Regions from separate parts of the Homo sapiens genome. Here region 1 is linked to region 2. The links are chromatin contacts, found by Hi-C in ENCODE. All regions are on one chromosome and are shown on one strand. The core of a region is the stretch at or near the end of the contact, and the rest is flanking DNA. Distances in the headings are between cores, read along the strand shown.

Evidence for each region. A loop is a pair of places that touch in the nucleus more often than their neighbours do. Pooled maps may share reads with other maps.
Region 1: a map with no recorded cell type shows a loop between it and region 2 (8-fold over the local background). The contact joins two enhancer-like sites. A Hi-C loop is called at or near these places in 1 of 168 maps with a recorded cell type or tissue (sigmoid colon), 2 of 37 single-sample maps with no recorded cell type and 9 of 50 pooled maps.

Annotation. Positions count from the first base shown.
Region 1 is chr7:36,110,692-36,117,707 of GRCh38, forward strand. It overlaps the pseudogene MARK2P13. Among named protein-coding and RNA genes, the nearest start is that of EEPD1, 39 kb to the right of the region's middle. Within about 2 kb of position 4,925, at least 16 of the 41 ENCODE cell types and tissues checked have a DNase peak (open chromatin) inside an H3K27ac peak, as active enhancers do.
Region 2 is chr7:35,721,255-35,727,931 of GRCh38, forward strand. No RefSeq gene overlaps it. Among named protein-coding and RNA genes, the nearest start is that of LINC03013, 8.2 kb to the left of the region's middle. Within about 2 kb of position 4,222, at least 7 of the 41 ENCODE cell types and tissues checked have a DNase peak (open chromatin) inside an H3K27ac peak, as active enhancers do.

The DNA of each region.
Region 1 (7,016 bases), core at 3,675-6,174, 390 kb after region 2:
ACCTTCATGATGTCTTCATGAGATAGTCTCTGGAGGCTGGAGTTCCACACTTGTAAATGACCTTTGCAGCCACCTGTGTGCCAGTCGGGATGTACCAGGCCAACTTCACCTTGGCAAAGGTTCCCTTGGCAATGGTCTTGAGGAGCATGTAGCTGCCAATATGAGTCTCCTCCTTGGCAGAGATGCTATAAAGGGCCTACCAGTCTTTTGGACTTACTGCTAACAATACTAATTACCAATATTAACTAATAATACTGATTAAATAAAGAAGAATGTGGAAAGAAATGAAAAAGAAAACAATGAGAAAAACAAAAAGGAATTAAGAAAAAGAAAAAAAAATTAAAAATGAGGCCAGGAATGGTGGCTTATACCTGTAATCCCAGTACTTTGGGAGCCTGAAGCAGAAGGATTACTTGAGTCTAGGAATTCAAGACCAGCCTGGGCAACATAGTGAGATCCTGTCTCTGCAAAAAAAAAAATAGCCAGGTGTGGTGGTGCATGCCTGTAGCCTCAGCTACTTGGGAGGCTGAGGCAGGAGGATCCCTTTGAGCCCAGGAGGTTGAGGCTGTAGTGAGCCATGATGGTGCCACTGCACTCCAGCCTGGGTGACAGAGCAAGATTCTGTCGAGAGAGAGAGAGAGAATAAAGAAAAAGAAAAAAGAAAAGGAAAAGAATAAAGGAAAATGAAAAAAGAAAGAATAAAGAGAAAAATAAAAAAAGAATAGAGGAGGGGAAAAAAGAGAAAATAACAAGAAAAATAGATACAGAGCCAAGAAATTTAAAAAGCTAACTTTGGTGAAAATCCTTCAGGTCACCAAAAGCTACCTTCCTGAGCTAGGAAGGCCAAAAATTTAGGCCCAGCCAGGGACTTACATGGTACAGTACTTGGAAGTCTGTAACTGGTTCCTTACGAGGTCATAGCAAGAAATAGACCTATCACAGCTAAGGATAATTCACAGTGGTTTTCTCACTTTTTGGTCTCAAGAATGCTTTACTCTTAAAAAACAAAAAGAGGGAGAATTCAAAGAGCTTTTTGTTTATGTGGGTTGTAGTGAACAAATATTCACCTTCTTAGAAATTATAACATGTAGGATGCTTCAGTGGCTTTTTAATTTCTAGTTTGCAAAGCTGTAAAAAGCTTTTGGCTCATAAAAAGCTCAAAATATCTACACTTAAAATATTCCATTCCTTAAAACAAACAAACAAACAAAACCAACAGCTTCTGGCTGGTGTCCGGATAATGACAATACCAAGAGCACCAAGGCTGCGGGGTCCCACGGTGAGGAGCATGGATACAGCTAGAGAATGTCAGGGAAGAAAGACTTCTCAAGGAGGTTCCTGAGTCAGACCTGAAGGACTCATGGGGGTGGGCTGCACCTCCCATTTCTTGGACGTATACCCTTGGTCATGCCCTGTGCTGGACACTAAGTATTCAGAGATGCATGAAGGCACCCTGCCTCTGTTGCAGAGCAGAAAGATTGTGGACAAAAATTCTAAATGCTGCCAAGGAGAGGAGACAGACCTCTGCCGGCTCAAGCTTCTCTGGGCCTCTGGGGAAGTCCCACAATCTTGGCTGTGCCTGCCCCTGCCCTCCCACCCCTACCCCAACTCCATCCCTGCTTGGTTACCTTGATCTGTATCACTTGTGGCCCCAACATGCCTGGGGTGAATATCCAGGTGCTCCCCACCCAAGCTGAGTAAGTGGACTAGATACGATTTTTTTTACTGGGCAGAAGGGGCTCATTTATGATTCATTCGCTGGCCCCAGAGATTGAAATCTTGGGTACCTAAACTCTCTTTCATTCCCACTCAGGCACCAGGTCTCTTGCATGGAACAGGCCATCTTAGGTTCCATGTGCCAGGGCTGGTCTCAGTTCCCCATCCCACCAGGGCTCACACACAGCCCTGCAGGTAGGGTCCCCAGATCAGCTTGCATGACGTTGAAATGCAAGGCGAGAGGTCTTGTTGGTGACCTATCACTTTCACTGAGAAATGGACATGGAGAGAACCAGAGTGAGTAAGGGTGTATGATGTGCACTGCAATGGGGGACAAAGCAGACTCCTGCCTTCGTGGAAGTCACAATCTAGTGGAGGAGGGATGTTACTAGAAATAGACAAAGTGCTGGAAGGACAAATAGCAGGGACTTGCTGTAGTCGGGCAAGGAGGTTAGGAAGCCATTACTTGGAAAGTATGGTTTCAAGTCAGAGTTAAGGAAAATTAGGAGTCAGGAATATAAAGGAGGTGAAGTGATGATTGGAGGAAAAATAAATTGTCCTTTATCCAGACGTTACCCCATGCTAAGCAGTGGCTGAGCCTTTCCCAGTATCACCCAAGGTAGGATAGTGGGTGAATAAGACATGTGAACTCTCCAGTAACACTAGTAGATTTTGAATCCTGCCTCTGCCATTTGCTGGCTGTGTGGCCTTGGGCAATTTACATGTCACTCCATTGCTTCTGATAGCAAAGGGGATGATGAGATAGACTGATAAGGTTTAATGTGTTTGGCTGCTGTATGGAGATTGGATTAGAGCAAGAGTGTAAGGGAGAGAAAGATATATCAATGTTTCAGGCGAGAGTCAAGGTGGCTTGAGCCAGGTGTGATACTGGAAGTAGGGAGAAGTGGAAAGTGATGATAATTCACTGGATTTGGTTGGTGAGGGTGTGGTCAAGGGTGACCCCCAGGTTTCTGGCTTTTGTTATTATAAGTAACACAGAAGAAGAATGGATGAATCATTAATTCATTTTCTATTTATTGTGATATCTATGATCCTGCAAAAATATTTCCTATATATTCAATTTAAAGAATAGTAATAAAAATACTTATTTACTCCTTAGATCAGTTGAGAAAAAGAATTTACTAATATAGTTAAAGCCTTCGAGTGTCCCGTCTTCTCCCCAGAGGCACTCTCTATCCTGAAATTTGTTAATCTTGCCTTGGCTATTTGTTGTTTTTACTATATATGTATCTATTCCTAAATAATATAGTGATTGGTTTTGTGTGCTTTTGAACTTTATGTTTATTCTGTTAGGGGTTCATTGAACTTTTTCGATCCAAAAGTTTATAGTCTTAATATAATTTGGAAAAATTAATTTAAAAAATCAACTCTGGCTCACGCCTGTAATCCCAGCACTTTGGGAGCCTGAGGCAGGTGGATCACGAGGTCAGGAGATCGAGACCATCCTGGCCAACATAGTGAAACCCCATGTCTACTAAAATACAAAAAATTAATCGGGCATGGTGGCACGCACCTGTAGTCCCAGCTACTTGGGAGGCTGAGGCAGGAGAATCACTTGAACCTGGGAGGTGGAGGCTGCAGTGAGCTGAGATCATGCCACTGCACTGCAGCCTGGTGACAGAGCAAGACTCCATCTAAAACAAAACAAACAAACAAACAAACAAAAAACACACAACTCTGAATGACTGGTCTCAAAATGATACCAAAACTTAACTGGCACCATGATACTATAGAGAAACATTTATCCATTCACCCATTGAAAGACATCTTGTTTGCTTCCAAGTTTTGGCAATTAGGGATAAAGCTGCAATAAACATCTATGGTATATTTTTGTATGGATATAAGTTTTTAACTCATTTGGGAAAACATCAAGGCGCACGATTGCTGAATCATACGGTAAGAAAGAGTACGTTTAGTTTTGTACAAAACTGTCAAACTGTCTTTCAAAGTAGCTGTACCATTTTGCATTCCCACCAGTAATGAAGGAGAGTTCCTGTTGCTCCTCATCCTTACCAGAACTTGCTATCATCAGTGTTCTGCATTTTGGCCATTCTAATAGGTGTGTAGAGGTACCTCATTGTTCTTTTAATTTGCATTTTCCTGATGACATGTGATGTCGAGCATCTTTACATGTGCTTACTTGCCATCTGTATTAGTCCAGTCTCACATTGTTGTAAAGAAATACCTGAGACTGGGTAATTTATAAAGAAAAGAGGTTAAATTGGCTCATGGTTGTACAGGCTGTACAGGAAGCATGATGTTGGCATCTGCTTGGCTTCTCTCAATAAAATTTGGGAAAATTAAAAAAGCAACAGCTCTGAATGATTGGTCTCAAAATGAAATCATAGCCTAAATGGCATCAAGATACTATATAAAAATGTTTATCCATTCACCTATTGAAGGACATCTTGGTTGCTTCCAATTTTTGGCAATTACGAATAAAGCTGCAATAAACATCTATGTATATGTTTTTGTATGCATATAGTTTTCAACTCATTTGGGTAAATATCAAGGCACATGATTGCTGAATTATATGTTAAGAAACAGTTTGTTCTGGGGAGGCCTCAGGAAACTTAGAATCATGGTGGAAGGCAAAGGGGGCACAGGCACATCCCACGGCTAGAGCAGGAGCAAGAGAGAAAAAGGGGAAGGTGCTACACACTTTTAAACAACCAGAGCTCCTGAGAACTCACTCACTGTGGCGAGGACAGTACCAAGAGGATGCTGCTAAACCATCATGAGAAATTCACCCCCAGGATCCCATCACCTCCCACCAGGCCCTACATCCAACGTTGGGGATTACATTTCAACATGAGATTTGGGTAGAAACACATCCAAAGTGTATCACCACCTGTGTATTTTCTTTGGTGAGGTGTCTATTCAGATCTTTTGCCTATTTTTCAGTTGGGTTGCTTGTTTTTGTATTGTTGAAGTTTAAGAGTTCTCCATTTAGTTTGGATAGCTGTCCTTTATCAGACATGTTTTTTGCAAATAGTTTCTCACAATCTGTGATTTGCCTTCTCATTCGCTTACTGTCTTTTGCAGAGCAGGAGATTCTGATTTTGCTGAGATTTTGACTGAGATTGCACTGAACCTATAGATCAATTTGTGTTGACAGTGGATGACTGAGGAGCAGTCCTCCAGGCATCAGTGGAGCACAGGCTGGGAGATAGTCTGGCATCAGAAGGGAGTTGCAAAGGCTGGCGGCCTGCCAGGCTAGGAGGGATGGCTGATTCATATTGGAATCTGTACTCTCTCCTCTCCCACCCACTCTGTAGGCCTGAGTCATAAAGAAACCTTGCGGTGCCTTCCCCTGTGCACCCTTGGTATAGCTGTGAACACTTCCCTCTGCACAGACACATTGACACATGGGGCTTATCACAAGGGACACCCAGAGAGGCTTCCTTGGAGGTGCCCTTGCATGACTTACAGAGTGGCATCCCAGGGGAAAGTAGCTAGGGCTCCTCCCCTGGTCAATCAGACTATCTGGTCCTTTCTGCTCTGAAGGCAGAGACCTCATTTTAGGGCTATAAACCCAGGCAGGACAAAAATAAAATACACATTCCAAAGACTCATGTCATCCTCCCCAGAGCTGGGGAACCACAGCATGGGTGGTAGTCTAGAGGCTGTCCCTCAGATGCTTGGCCTTCCATAGGCAGTTTTGCAACTGTCAAATCCTCCCCGACATCTGCCCCTCTGCTGTGTGTGCTCTCCAGGGGCCCAGGGTGCCGGTTCCCTCTAGCCTCCTTCTACCAAATGAAGCTTCTGCACATGTTCTTCCAAACTCAAATTTCTTGTGGGTAAAATTAGATCAGAGAGCTGGTGTTGCCGGGAAGCTGCCTCGAAAGTGGGTGGCTGCGGGCCATTAGCGGTAAAGATAAGTTAAAATAACTCTAATAAAAATGATGTTGAATGTGGGAAGCTGAAGCCCTTTTTTTGCCCATTATCCTGAGAACTGGTTGTCTTTCTGTTATTCTAGTTGTTTTGGGCCTCAAAATTACATCTGTATTTAAACCAAAGTTTTTATTTTTCCACCCAGATAAAGCCAGCTCTTCTCCTGCTGCTCCGGATAAGTGATTCCTCATCCTGTGTGCCTCAGCTCCTGCCACCACCTCCAAGAAGCCCTCCCTGATCCCCTCACAGAGTTAGCTCTGCACATCCTCTTGCTCCCTGTCTGCCTCACACCAGCTTCTCTGTCACAGTCGGGTCACAGTTGCTCCCTGGGTCTCCTGCCCCACTGGACTGCGAGCCCCTCCTCAGCAGTCACAGGACATATTGATCTTTGCATTCCACAGAAGGTGCACCTAGGAAGTATGAGTCAGAGGAGTGAGTTGGTGCTTTAAAAACCAAAGGCTAAAATGCAAGTGCTGTTCCATAAAAACCCCAACCGTTGGCAAGGGAAGTGACAGGACAGGACAGGGAAAGCAAGGCTTTGGAAGCAGGAACATTTTACTTCTCCTGACACCAAGAATAACCAAGACATGATTCTCAGCCTGAGTGTCCTCATCTGTGAAATGGGGTCAGTGATAGCAATCTTCCCAGGTCATTTGAGATTCAGGGCACAGACCAGTTCCTCAGAAATGTTAGTTTCTTTTCCTTCCCTAGTTAATAAAAACACTACTATGTTGGCAAGAAAGCCTGGGGCTTAGTCCTGGCTCTGTCACTAACAGTTGTGTGACTTCGGGAAACTACTTTACCCACTGGGTGCCTGCTTTATTTCCTGTCAACAGGAAGTACTGATTGGTCTGTAGATCAGATTTTTTATAATGCTGATGATTAAAATTTTGAAACGAAGTGTTTCCTAAGAGTTTCAGTCTTAGGAATGGAAACAGAGCCTAGAAAGAAGGTTGTCCACTTTTCATGGATGATGTTGGGGGCTGAGGCTTCAGTGTCACTGTCCTGTTGGGAGTGGCCGGAATCGCTCAGCATTTCACAGGCTTCTCCTCTATTGGTGGAAGAGCAGACGGGAGAGGTTGGTAGAGCGCTGGGGTATTCTAATGACAGATTCAGAGGGGACTGAGCCAGGGAGCCCAGAGCAGAAGACTGTTGAAGGGAAATTAGGAGAGAGAATTAGGCAGGTATTCTCCAGTGGTCACGTTATTTTTAGATCTCCAAATGATGGAGCTGGAATGGGCCATTTGAGGCCTGCTGGTTTGATCCTCCCTGGTTACAGAGGAGGAAACAGTGGTTCAGAAGGTCTAAGTGACTTGCCAGGTCTCCCCTTCCTGAGCTCTATGACTCTGCTTCTATTTCAGCTGGTCTTGACTCCAAGGGAATCT
Region 2 (6,677 bases), core at 2,972-5,471:
GCTGGATGGGAGCCTGAAGAAGACAGGAAGGGAGCTAAAGATATCTCTCTTAGTCATTCTCTGTGTCCGACATATGCCCACATGTATAGTCCTAAATGCCACTGTCTCTCAGTTGGTTTCTATCAGGACCTAAGCCCTGTGGAGACAGCAGCTTGCAGAGTCTCTAGCCCAGGGAAGCAAGAGGTGGGCCAGATGGAATCCCCCAGCTCAGGGAAGGTCTTACCTATCCATGCATTTGAGGAAGGAGGAAGTGGGACAGTCATTCACCAGTCTAAATCTTACTGCTAAAACTAGACCGAGTGCTACATCTCCAAATCTGGAGGGCCAGGATATCTGTCACACAGGCAGGCCAAAAATTGTTCTTCCCAGGGTGGGGACAGTGGAAGCCATATAAACACTTGCCAATTAGTTCATCTACATTTTAAAAAGGTGCAGAAAATTCTTGTTCCTTTCCGCTGGAGGAACTTTACAAATGACCTTGACAAAAACCCCTCAAAACCTATAGAACCAAATTTTATTATAACGCTCTTTTTATTCCCTTGCTTCTATTTCCTCCTTTCTCTTCTTTTTCTATTTCTTTTCCTTTCTCTTTCTTTACATTTCTCCCTCTTTCTTCCTGCTTGTCCAGCTTTTCTTCCTCTTCCCCCTTTAAGGTGATACTTTGGGACTGAAAGTATATTTTAATATTTATCTAAAGCAGTTGTTTCTTTGTCCATGGTTCCCTGACCCTTCACAGAAAATAATTCTTCCATCCTAAATTGACTTTTATGATAGTTATCTAAAGATTTAAGGATCCAAATATGTACAAGTCAAATACAATAAAAGGAAAAAAATCATTTAAAGACTAACATTTAAGCATTTTAGCCTCTACTATTTTAAAATTAGAGTTCAACTCGATGCCATTTATATTTGAACTCCTAAAATTACAACCATCATCTGCATTTTACAGGCTTCCCCTATCTATGCAGACATTTCCTGTTCTGTCTTCTCTTTCCCCAGAGACCCATTACAACTTGCTTATCGTTGGGTAGAGGTTATATCCAGGGAAGAGGGAACCGAGGAGAAGTGGAGGAAAGGAGGAAGGCATGAGATGTTGGCCCTAACCTAGATTGGTATGTTTACTCTCATCCGACTGGGTTGACTTTAGAATGAAAATGTTTTCCCACTTAATTAATTTAAAATTAGTTATTCAAATATGTTTTTCAAAACTCAGTACAATTATGTATATCACACTTGTGCAAAACATCACCAATTCTCAAACCCCAGATCTACAGATCTGAGGTCAGCAATTCCAGCTAACACTTATATAGTGCTTCCCATGTGCCAGACACTGTGCAAAGCGTTTCATGTGTATTGACTCATTTCATCCTTCAACAGCCCTGCAAGGCAGGTATTAGTCAGCTTGGGCTGCCATAACAAAACACCATGGACTAGGTGGCTTAAACAACGAACATTTATTTTCTTACAGTTCCAGAGACTGGAAGTTCAAGACCAAGGTATAGCAGAGCTGGTGTCTGGTGAGGGCTCTCCTCGTAGGTGGCAGACAGCTGCCTTCTCACTGTGTGCTCACCTGGCCTTTCCTCTGTGTTCCTCAGAGTGAGTGAGCTCTCTGGTGTCTCTTCTTATGAAGATACTAATTTATGGGATCAGGGCTCCATCTTTAACACCTCATTCAACCTTAATTACTTTCTTAGAGCCACCATATCCATATCCAAATACAGCTACATTGGGGGTTAGGGGTTCAACATATGCATTTTGGGGGACACAAACATTCAGTCCACAATGGTAGGTAATATTGTACTCCCTATTTCTCAGGTTAGGAAACTGAGGCCACACTGATTGAGTAATTTGCCCAATGTCACACAAATAATAAGTGTCAATACTGGGACTTGAACGCCAGCATCCATACTTTTAACCACTATGCTGTGCTCTCTCTCATCATGAGTCATGACGATGATCACGTTAGATTGTGTTAGATGATGTTAGATCATGAGTCATGATCTAACATCTAGCAACCCATCAACATCATCAACATCTAACAAATCCAATCCTTTGAACCTATTATAGAATCATCAGAGCTTTACCACGCTTTTTAGAAAAAATTTCCCTACAAGAATACAGTCTCTCACTATTATTATTATATTAGAGATAGATTTCTATATTATCAAATTTAGAGCAAATAACTTATATTTGCTATCAACTAGCTCTTAAAATGATTATATCTTGATTACTCTAGTAAACAAACATCATCTATTTCTCTCTACATTTAAACTATTAAAACTCAACAATAAGAAAACAACTCATTTGAACAGTGGGCAAAAGATCTTGACAAGACATGTCATCAAAGAAGATATGCAGATAGCAAATAAGCATATGAAAAGATGCTTCACATCATATGTCATCAGGAAAATGCCAATTAAAACAACAGTGAGATACCACTACACAAACCTATAGGAATGGCCAAAATCCAGAATATGACAACCCCAGATGCTGCCAAGGGTGAGGAGCAACAGGAATTCTCATTCATTGCTGGTGGGAATGCAAAATGGTACAGCCACTTTGGGAAACATGTTGGCAGTTACTTATGAAACTAAGTTTCTATATCATAACACAAGTAGATATAAATATAACCAGTGGTAGGGTTTTTTTAGAGGCTGTATTATTTTTTAAGAATTTAAAGCTTTAAACCCAAATTTCTACTCAGAAAGATGAGCATTGTAATTTGATGAGATTACCCTTAGAATTCTTGCCAGTCAATGACTGCTTTTACACCAACTTACAGATTGTGCTGTGTTCAAATACATACTGAGGGGAATCTGATGAACTGACTGGCAACAGTCTTCAAATTCTTAAAGGTGAGGGGAAGAGTGCATCAGGTAAGAGCAAAGCTCCCGGAATCGGGATATCCAGGTCTGAATCTTGACTCTGCTGTGTCCTTGAGTGAGCTACTCAACTTGTCTACACCTCAGTTTCTTCATTCGTAAAATGAAGCTATGGTAGCTTCTACCTTATATGACGATTGACTGATAGGCTCCATGTTGAGTGTAAATTAAATAGTGCCTGGATAAGTACTCACTAAAGAATCGTGTTTTTTTTTTATTGTAAATTTCCAAAGAGAATGTTTTATACTTTTTAAAAAGTGTTTTTATTCCCCAATGCCCCTAACAGGAAATGACACCATCATTGTTACATGAGAAAATGATAAATGTTTTGAGAGGTCAATGTTCCACCCCAACTCATTCTCAGTGTTACTATTTTCACCAGGAAACAGTAGAAGTGACACAGGAGGTGGCCAGGGAAGTGCTGGGTAGACAAGGGTGGGGTTCCTGGCGAGGGCTCCACCCTCAGGCTTGTGCCCATGGACCTAAGTAAGAACAGGCACCCGTGTTTTCATGCCCAAATGTTGCATTTTCCAAGACCACTCTGGCCTGCCACACCCCCATCCTGTGCCCATAAAAACCCTGAGACCCTAGCGGGCGTGGACACAAGCAGTTGGACGTTGAGAGGAGCAGAGGAGCAGAAGAGCGCACCGACAGACACCAGCAGACAACAGCAGGCCATTGAGGCAAGACGATGCAGAAAATTCGGTCGGGGCAGTCAGAGGAGAGTCCAGCCGCTGGACAGCCTGACTCCAGGGGAAGACCGCCTTCCCACTCCATCCCCCTTCTGGCTCCCCATCCACCTTGCTGAGAGCAACCTCCACCACACAATAAAACCTTGCACCGATCTTCCAAGCCTACATGTTATCCGATTCTTTCCGGTACGCTAGGGCAAGAACTGAGGATACAGAGGCCCTCTGTCCTTGTCATACGGCAGAGGGTCTAATTGAGCTGGTTAACACAAGTTGCCTGCAGACGGCAAAACTGAAAGAGCACACTGTAACACATGCCCACTGGGGCTTCAGGAGCTGTAAATACTCAACCCTAGGCACTGCTGTGAGGTCGGAGCTCCATGGGTACCTTTTAACCACAAGTTTCAGCATTTCTTTTCAAGGAGAACTTATGTCTGGAAATATGGATGGAAGATGAACCGAGGACTCGTCTTTAACACCGCATGCTACTCTACTAAAGACTGAGAAAAATGTCAGTTGTCCGGAGCTCCCCACGACCTGTCTGCATGCTCCCCCTAGGGGTTTGAGCAGTGGGACACTGAACATGCGAGCCGCACATCTGTCGCATGTCCTGCCAGGGAGATAAGGAAACTTTCTGTTTCAGAAGTTCTACTTTGAGGCAAAACCAGGCCTCACATGGGCAAGAACATTGCTAGACCTCAGGCCTTGCTCTTAAACAGCAGCTGCGTACCCCAGCCCTGCACGGGAAGTGGGGAGGAGCTCTTGCTTCTTCCCACAACAAACAGGTTCTCACCTGTGCAGCTCCTGTGAATTACATGACATCAATGTGTATGTAGGTTCTTTTTTTATTTTTTTTTTATTTTTACTATTTTTATTTTTATTTTTTGAGATGGAGTCTTGCTCTTTCACCCAGGCCGGACTGCAGTGGCGCTATCTCGGCTCACTGCAAGCTCCGCCTCCCGGGTTCATGCCATTCTCCTGCCTCAGCCTCCTGAGTAGCTGGGATTACAGGCGCCTGCCACCACGCCCGGCTAATTTTTTGTATTTTTAGTAGAGATGGGTTTTCACCGTGTTAGTCAAGATGGTCTCGATCTCCTGACCTCGTGATCTGCCCGCCTCGGCCTCCCAAAGTGCTGGGATTACAGGCGTGAGCCACCGCACCCGGCCAATGTGTATGTAGGTTCTATCTTTTAGGGAAAGACACTGTAATGTGGAGCATTTCTCTTCAGAATCTACTTAAAACCAGATATTTCAGTTATTAGAGTGAATTAAAACTATTAAGTAGCACATAAAATATATTTTGACCAGTCAAACCTAATTGTAGACTGTTAGTGTAGACACCCATCAGCACACCTACACTCTCACAGACACAAGAGTATCTGTTTGTCTCTGTTGATATGGTTGGGAAGTTTTGCTTTGTGACCTGGGGAGTAGAACCAAGTGTTGCTGAGAGAGCTAAGAACCAAGAGGAGGAGGTTGGAAGGATGGTATGGATTCTCTTCCTTCCTAGCTCTTTGGATTTGGTTTTAGACCCCAATGGTTAGATGCATAAGAGCCAGAAAGCAGGGAAACTGTCCACAAAAAACCCTTTATGGTTCTCAGTTCCAAGCATCATTGCTTCAGCTCCCAGGTGACAAAGTGTAGCTCAGTGCTGAGATGAGAGGCCATTTTCCCTGCTTGTGCATAAAACCCCCTCTGCTTTGACAACCTGAGGACTGGCTGGGCTGGCAGGCCACTACAAGATGCATGGCACTAGCTTCCTCTTCTTAGGTGAGAGTCACCTGGGGTATGGACAGTGGGTCCGGCACTGGGGGAAGCACAGCAACCGCCCTAACAGACTCCTCCCAGAATCTCACACACTTCCAATGGACCAGCTTTCCCTCACCCCCACCAGGCAGCACAGGGCAGGACTGTGTTTTGAGCTTAATCAGCACTGCTTTCATGATGGGCTGTGACAACACTGAGGATTTCCATGTGGCCCTGCAGAAAGCAGACCTGGAGGAACCAGAGCAGGAGAGAAAGGACCAGGTGGATCCATGCGGTTATGGCAGCTGGTTTATAAACACGAATGACACACCCCATTGGAGACGCCCAGAAATAGCTGGAGGACACTGAGGTCAAGCTAAGAGTATGTTGTTACCTTTGTAATTTGGACATCAAAAGGAAATGTAACCTGATTTTATATGGTCTGGAGAGACCTGGACATGCTGTAATTAAACTATAATTGCAATTAATGGGCTACTTTGTGAGTAACCTAATCTCATGAAAAAAATGGGTGGCTTACAATAAAATAAGGAGATTGGTGACTTATAATAAAATAAGGGGATGACAGCCATAGCTGAAACATCTATAAATTTGGAAAACCAAGACTCAAGCAAAAAACATTTGAATTGAATTATGCAAAAAAGAGGAAAAATACAAGCTCTGGAAGAATGAAGCCTGCGCCATGGGTACCTTTTAACCACAAGGTTCAGCATTTCTTTTCAAGGAGAACTTATGGCTGGAAATATGGATGGAAGCTGAACAAAGGACTTGTCTTGAACATTGCACACTACTATACTAAAGACTGAGAAAAATGTCAGTTGTTCCTATCAAAGGATGAGGGGGTTGATGGACATCAGCACCTTTGGCATCATTGTTGATTCCAGAGTGTCCTTAGTTTTTGAGCCACCTCCAAGCAGCCTTGTCAATCACTGCAAGATGCATGCCACTGGCTTCCCCCTCTCAGGCGAGAGCCACCTGGGGTACAGACAGTGGGTCCAGCACTGTGGGAGGCATGGCGACAGCCCTCACAGACTCCTCCCATAATTTACACACACTTCCAATAGACTGGCGACCCCCACACCCCCACCAGGTTCCAATGAGAAACACTTTCTAAAGAACTCTCTCTTGTTAGAACAGCTTCCCTGAGCACAGGAACCAGGGAAGCAATCAGCATCAGCTCAGCTTGACTGTCCCCTACTGCCTGTGCATGTCCCTCCAGTAACTAAGCTGTTTTTACTCAACTTTTGGGTGTTAGCTGGTGAGTCATGGCCTCAAGGGAGCCTACACTGACTAGACTAGGCCTGGTGTTGCCCTCTTTACTTCTTCATAATGAGTAAAGGTT